Regions from separate parts of the Homo sapiens genome. Here region 2 is linked to region 1. The links are chromatin loops, found by intact Hi-C in ENCODE. Cell type or tissue: IMR-90. All regions are shown on one strand. Links, peaks and the distances in the headings refer to the core of each region. The heading gives the core; the rest is flanking DNA.

Evidence for each region. Hi-C counts contacts between places; a loop is a spot of excess contacts. Peaks named below come from ENCODE experiments on the same cell type or tissue, not always from the same donor. Only the 100,000 strongest peaks of a DNase experiment are listed, where the experiment ranks them.
Region 2: it touches region 1 in a loop (21-fold over the local background); 2 of 110 quality-filtered maps call a loop at or near these places.

The regions. Positions count from the first base shown.
Region 1 is chr4:51,893,011-51,898,934 of GRCh38, forward strand. The region is part of intron 7 of DCUN1D4 (defective in cullin neddylation 1 domain containing 4); the gene reads left to right. Among named protein-coding and RNA genes, the nearest start is that of DCUN1D4, 53 kb to the left of the region's middle. In IMR-90, for the core only: a CTCF peak has its summit at 2,985 (motif pointing right); a DNase peak (open chromatin) is centred at 2,981; H3K27ac peaks cover 247 bases.
Region 2 is chr4:52,169,002-52,174,925 of GRCh38, forward strand. No RefSeq gene overlaps it. Among named protein-coding and RNA genes, the nearest start is that of SPATA18, 120 kb to the left of the region's middle. In IMR-90, for the core only: a CTCF peak has its summit at 3,363 (motif pointing left); no DNase peak of the experiment used is centred there.

The DNA of each region.
Region 1 (5,924 bases), core at 533-5,532:
GACTGTTCACTATTCTCCCATTTGAATGCCTCATAGCTACTTTGTGAAGAAGACAGATCAGATTTTATCCTGAACATGTTACAAATGAGGAGACTGAGGCATAGAGGGGATCGGTGATGTGTGAATGTGGCAGAGATGGGAAGAACACTTAAGACTTCTGATTCTTAAATCACATTCTTCCTTCTAACAATATTATCTGATGACAAATGAGTTTTAGGTAAAAGCCAAACCACCCTTTTACAAATATACTTTCCTATCAGAGTGTGTTCTAGAATTTTAGAGTTAAATTCTCTGAAATCTTTTAAAACTTGTGTATCCTTTTGGGGGAACATCTCCTTATGATTTTAATCCTATTCACTCGTTTTTTCATTATTTTTCTCACTTTTCTTCATTGCTTCCTTTTTCTTTTCTTTTCTTTTCTTTTCTTTTTTTTGAGACGGAATGTCCCTCTGTCGCCCAGGCTGGAGTGCAGTGGCGTGCTCTCAGTTCACAGCAACCTCCGCCTCCCGGGTTCAAGTGATTCTTGTGCCCCAGCTTCCCCGAGTAGCTGGGATTACAAGCAGACACCGCCACGCCCGGCTGATTTTTGTATTTTTAGTAGAGACGGGGTTTCGCCATGTTGGCTAGGCTCGAACTCCTGACCTCAAGTGATCTGCCCGCCTCAGCCTCCCAAGGTGTTGGGATTACAGGCGTAAGCCACCGTGCCTGACCATCATTGCTGAGTAGAGCAGCCGATGGCTGCTTTTTAAAGTGTCCTTGTGATGATGAAGGCATGGGCATATCAGGATTTTATTTCAAGCCTTCAGACGAGGCACCATCAACATTTTCAGGTCCATTTTTATTTGTCTTAAGAAGGTGTGATACCCAGTTTGTATAGTACTGAGTTCTTTACGAAAGAATGTCCCTCTACAAAAGAATATTACCTGATACCAGACCTTGCCCATGTGTTTTGAGGGCCCTATCTCCTGGGAAGTGAGAAGCAATTTCCTGGAAGAGGTCTGCGTCTGCGTTCTGAGTCCAGGGTACTCCTTCAGGCTGTTTGTTGGGAACCTTGCTTGCCACTTTGTATGATGCAGGTGGTGGCAGGTGGGTTCTCAGGGTGATTGCCACTTGATCCTTGCAATTCAGGGTTTAGTGACAAGCCTGATCCACTGTAAAGGCATGGAGGAACCGCTTGCTTTTTGTGGTATGAAACTCTGAAGTTGATGTCCTCATCAGTGAGGTGGAGATAATTATTCAGAATAACTTTTAAGGTTCTTTGTAGTGTCCTCATCAGTGAGGTGGAGATAATTATTCAGAATAACTTTTAAGGTTCTTTGTAGTTCAAAAATAGTCCAACTTCAAGTTTAAGAACCTCTGCCTACCCTCCCACCCCCACCTTCCAACCTTTCTAGATTAGTCATTTGTTTGGCAAATGTTTGAATGACAGTGATGTGCCAAGTGTAGTATTCCAGGCCCTAGGGAATCAAAAACCATGAGTAAGATAAAGTCCATTAAGAGGAGGGGCTTATAAACAATATTCAGACAAAAGATCCAGAAGTCATAAGGTCACTTGTCTTTATGCCAGTAAAGTAACTAAATAAGCATTGTATTTGTGAAGTATGTGCACCTAGTACACAAGAAAACCCAGAGAGTAATCATTTATGTGCTCTAAAGGCAGAAAGTAGTCGATCTTTAAACTATTTTGTCTTCTATTTTGGATTTCTTTTCTATTTTTGCTCATTTTAATTTTATTAAACCTATCTAATGAAATATTTTGATCTCAAACTAGAATTAACAAGTATAGAACAAAATATTTTTATGTATTCATATATGTCTTAGGCCATTTAGGCAGCTATAACAGAATGTTTTAGACTGGGTGGCTTATAAATAAAATTCCAGAGAATTTTATTTCTCTGGAGGCCCAGAAGTTCAAGACCAAGATGCCGTAGATTTGGTGTCTGGTGACAGCCTGCTTTTTGATTCATAGATGGTGCCTTCTAACTGGGTCCTCCCATGTTGGAAGGGGCAAACAAGCGCCCTTGGGTCTCTTAACTAATCTCATTCAGGAGGATTCTGCCCCCAGGACCTAATAATCTCACAAAGGCACCACTTTTTGATACCATCATCTTGGGGGTGAGGATTTCAACCTACAAATTTCAGGGGGATACAAACATTCAGACCCTTCATTATATTTGGTTAAAATGCTGTTAAAAAAAAAAAAAGGTTACTGTATGATGGGAGTGTGATAGAAACAGAAAGCCCATCGGCTGTGAAACCAGAGTTTTTAATCATTTCTGTCATTTCCTGGGTGTCTCTGGTAGCATCCTTAAACTAGGGTGGTGAAGTATGGCTTATGGCTTATGCCTGGGCTCTCAGAGGAATTGTGTGCTTGGCTTCCCTAGGGCCTGTGAGCCTGGGGCAGGACGTGGGTGGTATGAGAGTTTGGACTTAGGCCGGCAGCTGGTAGGGAACATCTATCCTTGCACTCCTGAGATCATTCCCCTGCCAGAGAAGACACAGCTCCTGTTTTGGTCTGATGAATTAAGCTAATTGTGGTGCTTAAACTTAAAAAAAAAAAAAAAAAAAAAAAAAAAAACAGTGACAATTGTTAATTAACTGCAATAAACTGATGATGGGCTGGAAAAATACTAAGTGAAGGGGCAGGGGCCTTTTCCTGGGTAATAGGGGAAAGCTACCTCTGATTTTATAAACTTCGATGATTACTGTGTTGATTTCTGTCCTTACAAATCTGTTAGAGCAGCAAACTCAAAAAGAAATTATCTTACATTGTGTGCATTTTTTTGTGTTGGGAAATGGTGTTCCTTAGAAGCGTGGCACTGTCACTGTGACTTCTACACATTTTTTTATACATGGTACACAGAAACATGTGGGAAGACTTGAGTTGAAGATGTGACTGCTTTCTGAGGTCACATTGGTGGCTTACATGTCCCAAGCCAGGCTCTAGAGTCCTCTGAAGATGTGTACGTTGAGTGGCCACTAGATGGCAACCTGTGGTTCTGGACAGGGTGACTCAGCAGCCTGTTTCACTATTGGGGGCCAGTCCAGGGGCTTTGTGTGTTCAAGACACCCTTTAAAGCAGATTAAACTCTGTATTGGCAACATTAGCTCCCAACCCCAGGTTTTTAATGGGTACCAGAGTTAGTAATATTACTTGTGTTTTTTATGTTTAAAGCACAAGAACTGTTCATTTCCTGCATTTCAGACAGGATCTCTGAGCATCTTTCAAACATAGGGACATCTTTTTGCCAGGATGTTGGGCTTGCTCCCAGGCATGCTGCAGAACTTCACATTTCTTCTCATAGCTCTGCCTAGAGTTTACAGCTAACTTTATTTTCTTTTAACTATGGGGTAGTTATCTAAATGAGTGCTTCCTGCTCTTGAATCTGTTAAAACAAACAACCGCTCTTCTTCTTCGTAGACAGGACTAAACTAAACTACCAGTCAAATCTATGGCTTTGGTCCTTGACCCTCTTTCCGGTGAAGAACAGGGACCTCGACCTTATGTTTTTGGGTTACCCAGTTTCCCTCCTCTTTGACCCTCTCCGATTATTATTAATATTATATTATTATATACACACCATTAAAAAAATCTAACCCTACAGTAGAAAATCTAACCCTATAGTGCGAATTCAGCCCTGCCTCCCAAACTTACTCCTGTTTACTGCTTTCTTGTGTATCTTTCTAGTCCCTGTGACCCCCTCATTGGGATTCTGGCACTAGATCTCTAACTGGCTCTCAATATCTCTTTTCCTTCCCACCAGTCCTTCTCCATGGAGATCAAGAGTGAGCTTGTCAAGATGCAGCCCTGATCGTGGTCTTTCTCATAGTGGCAGGTGGCCTCCATTGTTCCTAGGATGTAATTTTAAAAACCCTCACTGTGGACTACAAAAGCCTTTTATGAGACTGACCCCATGTTCCTCTCAGCATCATCTTATACCTCTTTCCCACTTCCTCTATCCACTCCAGCGACAGTGGCTGTCTTTTAAGTCTGTTGGACTTACCATACTCCCATCTGCTTCTGGGCCTTTGCCTATGCTGTTCCTAATAGACAGAGAGCCTTTCCCACCTCTCCAAAATATCTAGTTCCTGCTTATCTCTCAACTCTCTTAGCTTATGTGTCATTCTCTTGAAGAAGTCTTTTCCGACTCTAAAATAGCCTAATTTTAATCTTTTTTATTTTCCACATTAGGAAGAAATAAGGGGCTTTCTAAATTGTTCTGTTTCATAGAAATTAAACATTTAATATAATTGCAGGCTTTTAGATAGTTTATCATATCAACAAAGAGATCATAAGGACTTATTTGTAGTTAGGTACAAAGAAGGAGCTTTCACAGGCTTGTTTTTAAAAATAGATTCGTGTGCTCTATTATGAACCATTTTAGTTCATACAGTATACAAAATATATTGATAATACTTGGTGTATGTATTATCTGTACTTAGTAGGTTAAAGATCTATAGAGAAAATACGTATTCAGTGTTGAAAATCTTTAATATTGCTGGTGAAAATGGTGACTCTTGATTCTCATTTTTAAGGGCTAGATATTGCAAACAAAATTAGTTTGTAAAAATAACCAATAAGTATGCTTGCTTATGAAAAGTAAACACTGTATCACTTACTGGTAAAAACAGGTTATTATCACCAAGGCTCCCTGGAGAAATGGCTGATTTCAAGTCTGGAATAGGGTAAGAACAGGGTGAGCTGTTCCATCTTGTGCCAGAAAGCAAGGAAATGCTCAGAGACTTGTGGGGGACATGTCAGAAGGAAATTGGAGCCAGCTTTAGGGGGCTACTGCCCAAATGGGGAAAGTTTCTACAATCAAAAAGAGTAATGACAGTAACAGATTATAACACACTGAATTAGACGCAAAAAATCCTAAGTCCAGAAAATAAGAAGGTCATGTGTGGAGCTCTTCTTTATAGAAGAATTATAGCCAATAAATGTAGAAGGAATGATAGGATTAGAAAATCACCATCTTGGGTATTCAGATGTTACTGATTCAGGCAGGTATCACCAATGGATGCTATAACCATTGTGTGTTGTCAGGAGTATGTCCTCCTTGTGAGGTCTTTAGAGATCATTCCAACCTGGCCACAGAACTTCTACTGGGAGAGGAATAGGAGATTAAAGGATTTATTTTATTCTCAGTTCCTAGAGAGGGAAGCATGGCATGCCACACAGGGAGCTATATGGGAGGAGCTCCCAGGGAGTGGGCTCCGCTAAGCAGGTGGGGAACTGAGAGAGAGTGAGGACCCATGGGCAAGTGCCTTCCCTGGATGTCAGATTGGTATGTGTGGATGTCACTCAGTCATAGTCAGGGGAGTGTAAGAAGGGGACCTTGTGGCAGGGGGGCAGACTTACCGCTAGTGGACTTGGTCTCCTGGGTAGGATGTTCATTGCTTATTTGTGGGGATACTGAGGCAGGAGGAAAATAGGAAGTTTAAGTGGTGTACAATACACATTGAGTGAAATGTTATTGGGGACTGGACATTTATAGTCTCAAAGTATCATCCTGTAGATACTTACTATTTCAAAGAGGAAGAATTGCCTTTAAATGGAAAATGGTGGACACCACCATAACCATAGGAATCCACCAATAATGGAACAGGGACAGACAGACATGATGAAGGACACACATCTTGTCAGAAGTGTTGGATCTAAATATAATCATAGGGACATTATCTGACAGATGGACATTCTACAAAAGCAAGTGGTCTGGTCTCCAAAAATGACATTGTCAAGAAAGAAAAAGGCAGAGAACTCTTCTAGAGACTAAGGAAATATGACAGCTAAAAGCAGCGCATGATCCTTGATTGGATCCTGATTGAAAACAGCAGCTATAAAAGAAATTGGGGAATAATTGGGAAATTTGCAGGTGGTTGTATATCAGCTAAGAAAGTTAACATTGATACAGTAGTAAGAT
Region 2 (5,924 bases), core at 272-5,271, 280 kb after region 1:
TAAAGTCCGTTTTATCAGAGACTAGGATTGCAACCCCTGCCTTTTTTTGTTTTCCATTTGCTTGGTAGCTCTTCCTTTATCCCTTTATTTTGAGCCTGTGTGTGTCTCTGCATGTGAGATGGGTCTCCTGAATACAGCACACTGATGAGTCTTGACTCTTTATCCAATTTACCAGTCTGTGTCTTTTAATTGGACCATTTAGCCCATTTACATTTAAGGTTAATATTGTTAGGTGTGAATTTGATCCTGTCATTATGATGTTAGCTGGTTATTTTGCTCGTTAGTTGATGCAGTTTCTTCCTAGCCTCGATGGTCTTTACAATTTGACATGTTTTTGCGGTGGCTGGTATTGGTTGTTCCTTTCCATGTTTAGTGCTTCCTTCAGGAGCTCTCTCAGGGCAGGCCTGGTAGTGACAAAATCTCTCAGCATTTGTTTGTCTGTAAAGGATTTTATTTCTCCTTCACTTATGAAGCTTAGTTTGGCTGGATATGAAATTTGGGTTGAAAGTTCTTTTCTTTAAGAATATTGTGTATTGGCCCCCACTCTCTTCTGGCTTGTAGAGTTTCTGCCAAGAGATCAGCTGTTAGTCTGATGGGCTTCCCTTTGTGGGTAACCTGACCTTTCTCTCTGGCTGCTGTGAACATTTTTTCCTTCATTTCAACTTTGGTGAATCTGACAATTATGTGTCTTGGAGTTCCTCTTCTCCAGGAGTATCTGTGTGGTGTTCTCTCTATTTCCTGAATTTGAATGTTGGCCTTCCTTGCTAGGTTGAGGAAATCCTCCTGGATGATATCCTGAAGAGTGTTTTCCCGCTTGTTTCCATTCTCCCCATCACTTTCAGGTACACCAATCAGATGTAGATTTGGTCTTTTCACATAGTCCCATATTTCTTGGAAGTTTTGTTCATTTCTTTTTACTCTTTTTTCTCTAAAGTTCTCTTCTCTCTTCATTTCATTCATTTGACCTTCCATCACTGATACCCTTTCTTCCAGTTGATCAAATCGGTTACTGAAGCTTGTGTTTTCATCATGTAGTTCTCATGCCATGGTTTTCAGCTCCATCAGGTCATATAAGGACTTCTCTACACTGGTTATTCTAGTTAGCCATTGGTCTAATCTTTTTTCAAGGTTTTTATCTTCCTTGCGATGGGTTCGAACTGTCTCCTTTAGCTCAGAGAAGTTTGATCATCTGTAGCCTTCTTCTCTCAACTCATCAAAGTCATTCTGTGTCCAGCTTTGTTCCATTGCTGGCAAGGAGCTGTGTTCCTTTGGAGCGGGAGAGGTGCTCTGATTTTTAGAATTTTCAGCTCTTCTGCTCTGTTTTTTCCCCATCTTTGTGGCTTTATCTACCTTTGGTCTTTGATGATGGTGATGTACAGATGGGGTTTTGGTGTGGATATCCTTTTTGTTCATTAGTTTTCCTTCTAATAGTCAAGACCCTCAGCTGCAGGTCTGTTGGAGTTTGCTGGAGGTCAACTCTAGACCCTGTTTGCCTGGGTATCAGCAGCAGAGGCTGCTGAACAGCAATTGTTGCTGCCTGATTGTTACTCTGGAAGCTTCATCTCAGAGGGGTACCCAGCCATGTGAGGTGTCAGTCTGCCCGTACTGTGGGGTGCCTCCCAGTTAGGCTACTCGGGCATCAGGGACCCACTTGAGGAGGCAGTCTGTCCATTCTCAGGTCTCAAACTCCATGCTGGGAGAACCACTACCCTCTTCAAAGCTGTCAGACAGGGACATTTAAATCTTCAGAGGTCTCTGCTGCCTTTTGTTGGGCTATGCCCTGCCCCCAGAGGTGGAGTCTACAGAGGCAGACAGACCTCCTTGAGCAGAGGTGGGCTCCACCCAATTCAATCTTCCTGGCTGCTTTGTTACCTACTCAAGCGTCAGCAATGGCGGGCACCCCTCCCCCAGCCTTGCTGCCACCTTGCAGTTAGATCTCAGACTGCTGTGCTAGCAATGAGTGAGGCTCTGTAGGTGTGGGACCCTCTGAGCCAGGCATGGAATATAATCTCCTGGTGTGCCATTTGCTCCCTTGGAAAAGCACAGTATTAGGGGGGAAGTGACCCGATTTTCTAGGTGCTGTCTGTCATGGCTTCCCTTGGCTAGGAAAGAGAATTCCTTGACCCTTGCGCTTCCTGGGTGAGGTGATGCCTCACCCTGCTTCGGCTCTCGCTCGGTGGGCTGCACCCACTGTCCTGTACGCACTATCTGACATGCCCCAATGAGATGAACCTGGTACCTCAGTTGGAAATGCAGAAATCACTCGTCTTCTGCATTGCTCATGCTGGGAGCTGTAGACTGGAGCTGTCCCTATTTGGCCATCTTGGAACCACCCCTGTGTTCTCTGTTGGTTTCCATTTGCATGGAATATCTTTTTCTTCTATCTCTTCAGTCTATGTGTGTGTGGGTTGTGTTTTGTTTTGTTTTTTTTAGAGACAAGGTCTCACTGTATTTCCCAGGCTGATCTCAAATTCCTGAGCTCAAGCGACCCTCCCACCTCACCCTCTGAAAGTGCTGGGATTACAGGTATGAGACACTGTGACCAGCAATAAAAGTTTAATTGTTAAGGAAAAAAAAAATAATTCCTGGATCCAGAACACTGCACTTCCCTTGGAAAAGAATAAGGAGCCCTCTCAAGCTTGAGATGATGGCATGAAGAAATAATATTTTTGAATGTTTTTCTTGAAGAAAAAAAAAGTGAACTGTCTGATCTACCTAATAAAACCCAAAGAATCAGAGTATTATTCATGTTTGCTTTTTCAAGTCCTCATATTTAATCAATTAATTTTAAAGGTCAATAAAATCATGACTATACACAGGAAACAGATAAAAATAAAGTTAATGTGAGCCAAGGCACATCAAGTTAAGTCTGGTGAAAACAAGGGAATATTTAAAGAAAAATGTTTAGTTTTGCAAAATATGTTCCTTTTGACAAGTATTTGTAGTTCATATATGAATGAGTCTAAATCACTGATCACACCAGCAATAAAACAGGTTCAAATTTCTGGTTGTCATCTATTCATATGAATCAAAGTTCATATATTTTAAATGGTCTTCCCTCCCACCCATCTAAGGGGAGATAAGTGGGTGAGATAAAATGAATTTTATAAGAAAGGGATTTGAAGGTCTCTTGAGACATACTAGAATGCATATGACTGCTAGTATAATAAAGTCCCATCTTCAGTTATAACAAAGCAAAAAGAGATTGGAGTGGGTGCAAAGAGCAGAGCGGGAAAGGGGCTGCAAGACCACAAGTTAAGATTTGTTTCTTGGCTTCATTTTTGCTAAGTGTCTAAGCCAACTTTTCTCTACTAGTTGGTGGTTGTTTCCATTCATTTGTGCCTTTACCAGTTGGGGACTGCCTCCTGCTGGCAAGATGTCTTCCAACATTTAGAGTATCAAAAGGAGTCCTGTGGAGTGACCCAGGTTTTGGTTTGTTGTTGTTGTTGTTTCCTAAGTAAAAACAATTGAACTGATCCTAGTAGCAGTTGCATAAACATGCTGGAAATGTGGGTGCAAACTAACTTATTTAATGTGGGTTTATTCTTAAAGATAATAGACAGTGTACATTTTTCAACTCTTTTTCTCCCAAGATGCAAACTTTTTTTGCAGGTGAATTTCTTGAAAACACATTAGCTCTAAATAAAAGGTCAGATGAGTTCCTTTAATTTGAAGCTTCAGAAAGTTTCTATACAGTGGTTAATTCTGTAGCACTTTAACTTGCTTAGGGAGAGATTTTGACTGATGGCTATCTACCATTTTCTTTCATTGGTTGATTCCTTTGACCCTTGAAAGCAACAGCTTTAGAAGCAACTCATAATAACTCTTTAGATTGTGGGAGGTCGTAGTCTATAGATCTTGTGTTTTATGTGTTTGAATGTGCAGGAACAGGGAATCATTTTTTGATTCCAAGACTCTCATTCTTACCAAATTAAAAGGAATATCTTCAAATAGAAATGAAGCATTTTTTGGTCTTTTATAGTGGGCTAAGAGGCTTTATGTTAGCCCTAGCTTCCTGTTTGTCCTTTGTGAATAATTTCAGAAGTTGGGTGGTAAAATCTTTAAGCAACAGAAGTTTAGGGAATCTATTCACCTAAGAACTTTGAAGTTTTATGAATGAGTGTGTGGAAAAGGAAAATTCTTTATTATTAGCCATTGTGATGGCAGACATTTCCTAGATTTCCTTCACTGGTAAGACTGTTATCTTACATCTATTTATAATGTCTAGAAAATAATGTTCCTTGAAGGAGTAGAGTAGAATGTAGTTTAGTTGTTGGTGTTCTTGTCCCATTTTATTCATTTAGCTAATAATTATTGGCCATTCTCTGAGTCCCATGCACTTTCCAGGCTACTTTATTTCTTTATGCTTCTATATGGCCTGTTATGTCTCTTCTTTGCCTTTCTAGCCCCTGCTCATTCCACAAATGCAATTTAAGCATCACTTTCTCAAGGGACCCTCCTGTGACTCTTTCTATGTGAGTCGCATAGCCTTTCCTAGGCTTCCCTTGAGCTCCATGCATCCCTCCAACACAGTTCTATATCAAAATTGTTGACTTCTTTGTAGCTGTACCCCCAAATCCCAATAGGCTGTAAGATTTTTGAGGCAGGATCTGTGTTGCATTCAGGTTTTTGCCTCAGCACTTGACAGCATGTCTGGCACATGGTAGAAGCCCAGTGAGAATGAATGAAAGCATGTGTTCTGCCTTCCCCACCCTTGGGTAAGTCTAAAGAAAGATGAATTACATTTGAGATTTTATTGTATAATTAAATTACACTGTCAAAATAATTTTTAAAGCTGAAAGGAAATTCAGAGATCAGCTACAGGAAATTGAGGCCTAGTGAGGTGAAGAGAGTTGACTAGGGTCATGCAGCTGCTTAGTGGCAAACTGGGATCGAAGCCCAGATCTCCTGCTGGCCAGCCCTAGCCCAAATATGGAGAAGCTTAGCTGCTATTTCCTCTTAAAAATATTTTGAAATCCAGGCAAAAAGACTTAGCAATCTAAAAATGCCAATGAGGAGATAGCAAATTAAAACTGTTACAGAATGAATCTAACAACAATTATTCAAGGCTCTCTGGGAATGCCAAGAGGAGCCGTCTGAGGTGGGCTCAGGGCTGATTTCTTCCAAAGGGGCCATTGGTTTTCTAACTAGTGTTTGCTGTTTTAACTTTGACAAAGGTGGGTGTCCACACACCTCAAATTTAGCATAAGTTCAAAAAAAGCTAATCAATGTGTTTATATCCCTAAGTTTATCAAACAAGTGATCTGAAATGTTTCTCACTTTTAATGTTCACCAATGATGGATGTAAATAGATTATTTTTGCTTCCTGCTTTGTGAGATCAGAAATCAATTGAGCCTTTTTCTAAAACAGGTCACATGAAGCATAAAAATCTGATTTTTGGATGTGCTTCGAGCTAGAAATTGACTAAGTAATGGCTAAGCATAGGGAAGATCTCGTGAGTTTAGTAAAAGTGTGGCAAACTGGTATCAGTGATCTAGAATTCACCTGTACATTTGATTGGTTTGGCCAGCTCAGTGTTTTGAAATTTCAGAAATTGTTAACATTTAAAAATAAGGAGATTTTACATCTAAATTTCTGCCTTCTCTTAGGTGAGAAAATTCAGTACGTTAGATTTACTTTCACATTAGTTTCCTACGGCTTCCCTAACAAATTAACATAAAATGTGTGGCTTCAAACAACAGGAATCTATTCTGTCACAACTCTGGAGGCCAGAAGTCTAAAATCAAGGTGTTGGCAGGTCTGTGCTCACTCTGAAGGTTCTATGAGAGAATACTTTGCCAATCCCAGCTTCTAGTGGTTGCAGGCTTTCCTTGGCTTGTGCGTGCATAAGCAGGGTATTATAACTTCTGTGGTATTAAATCCTAAAGTACTAATAGCATTTCAACTATTAAATCTGATTTTC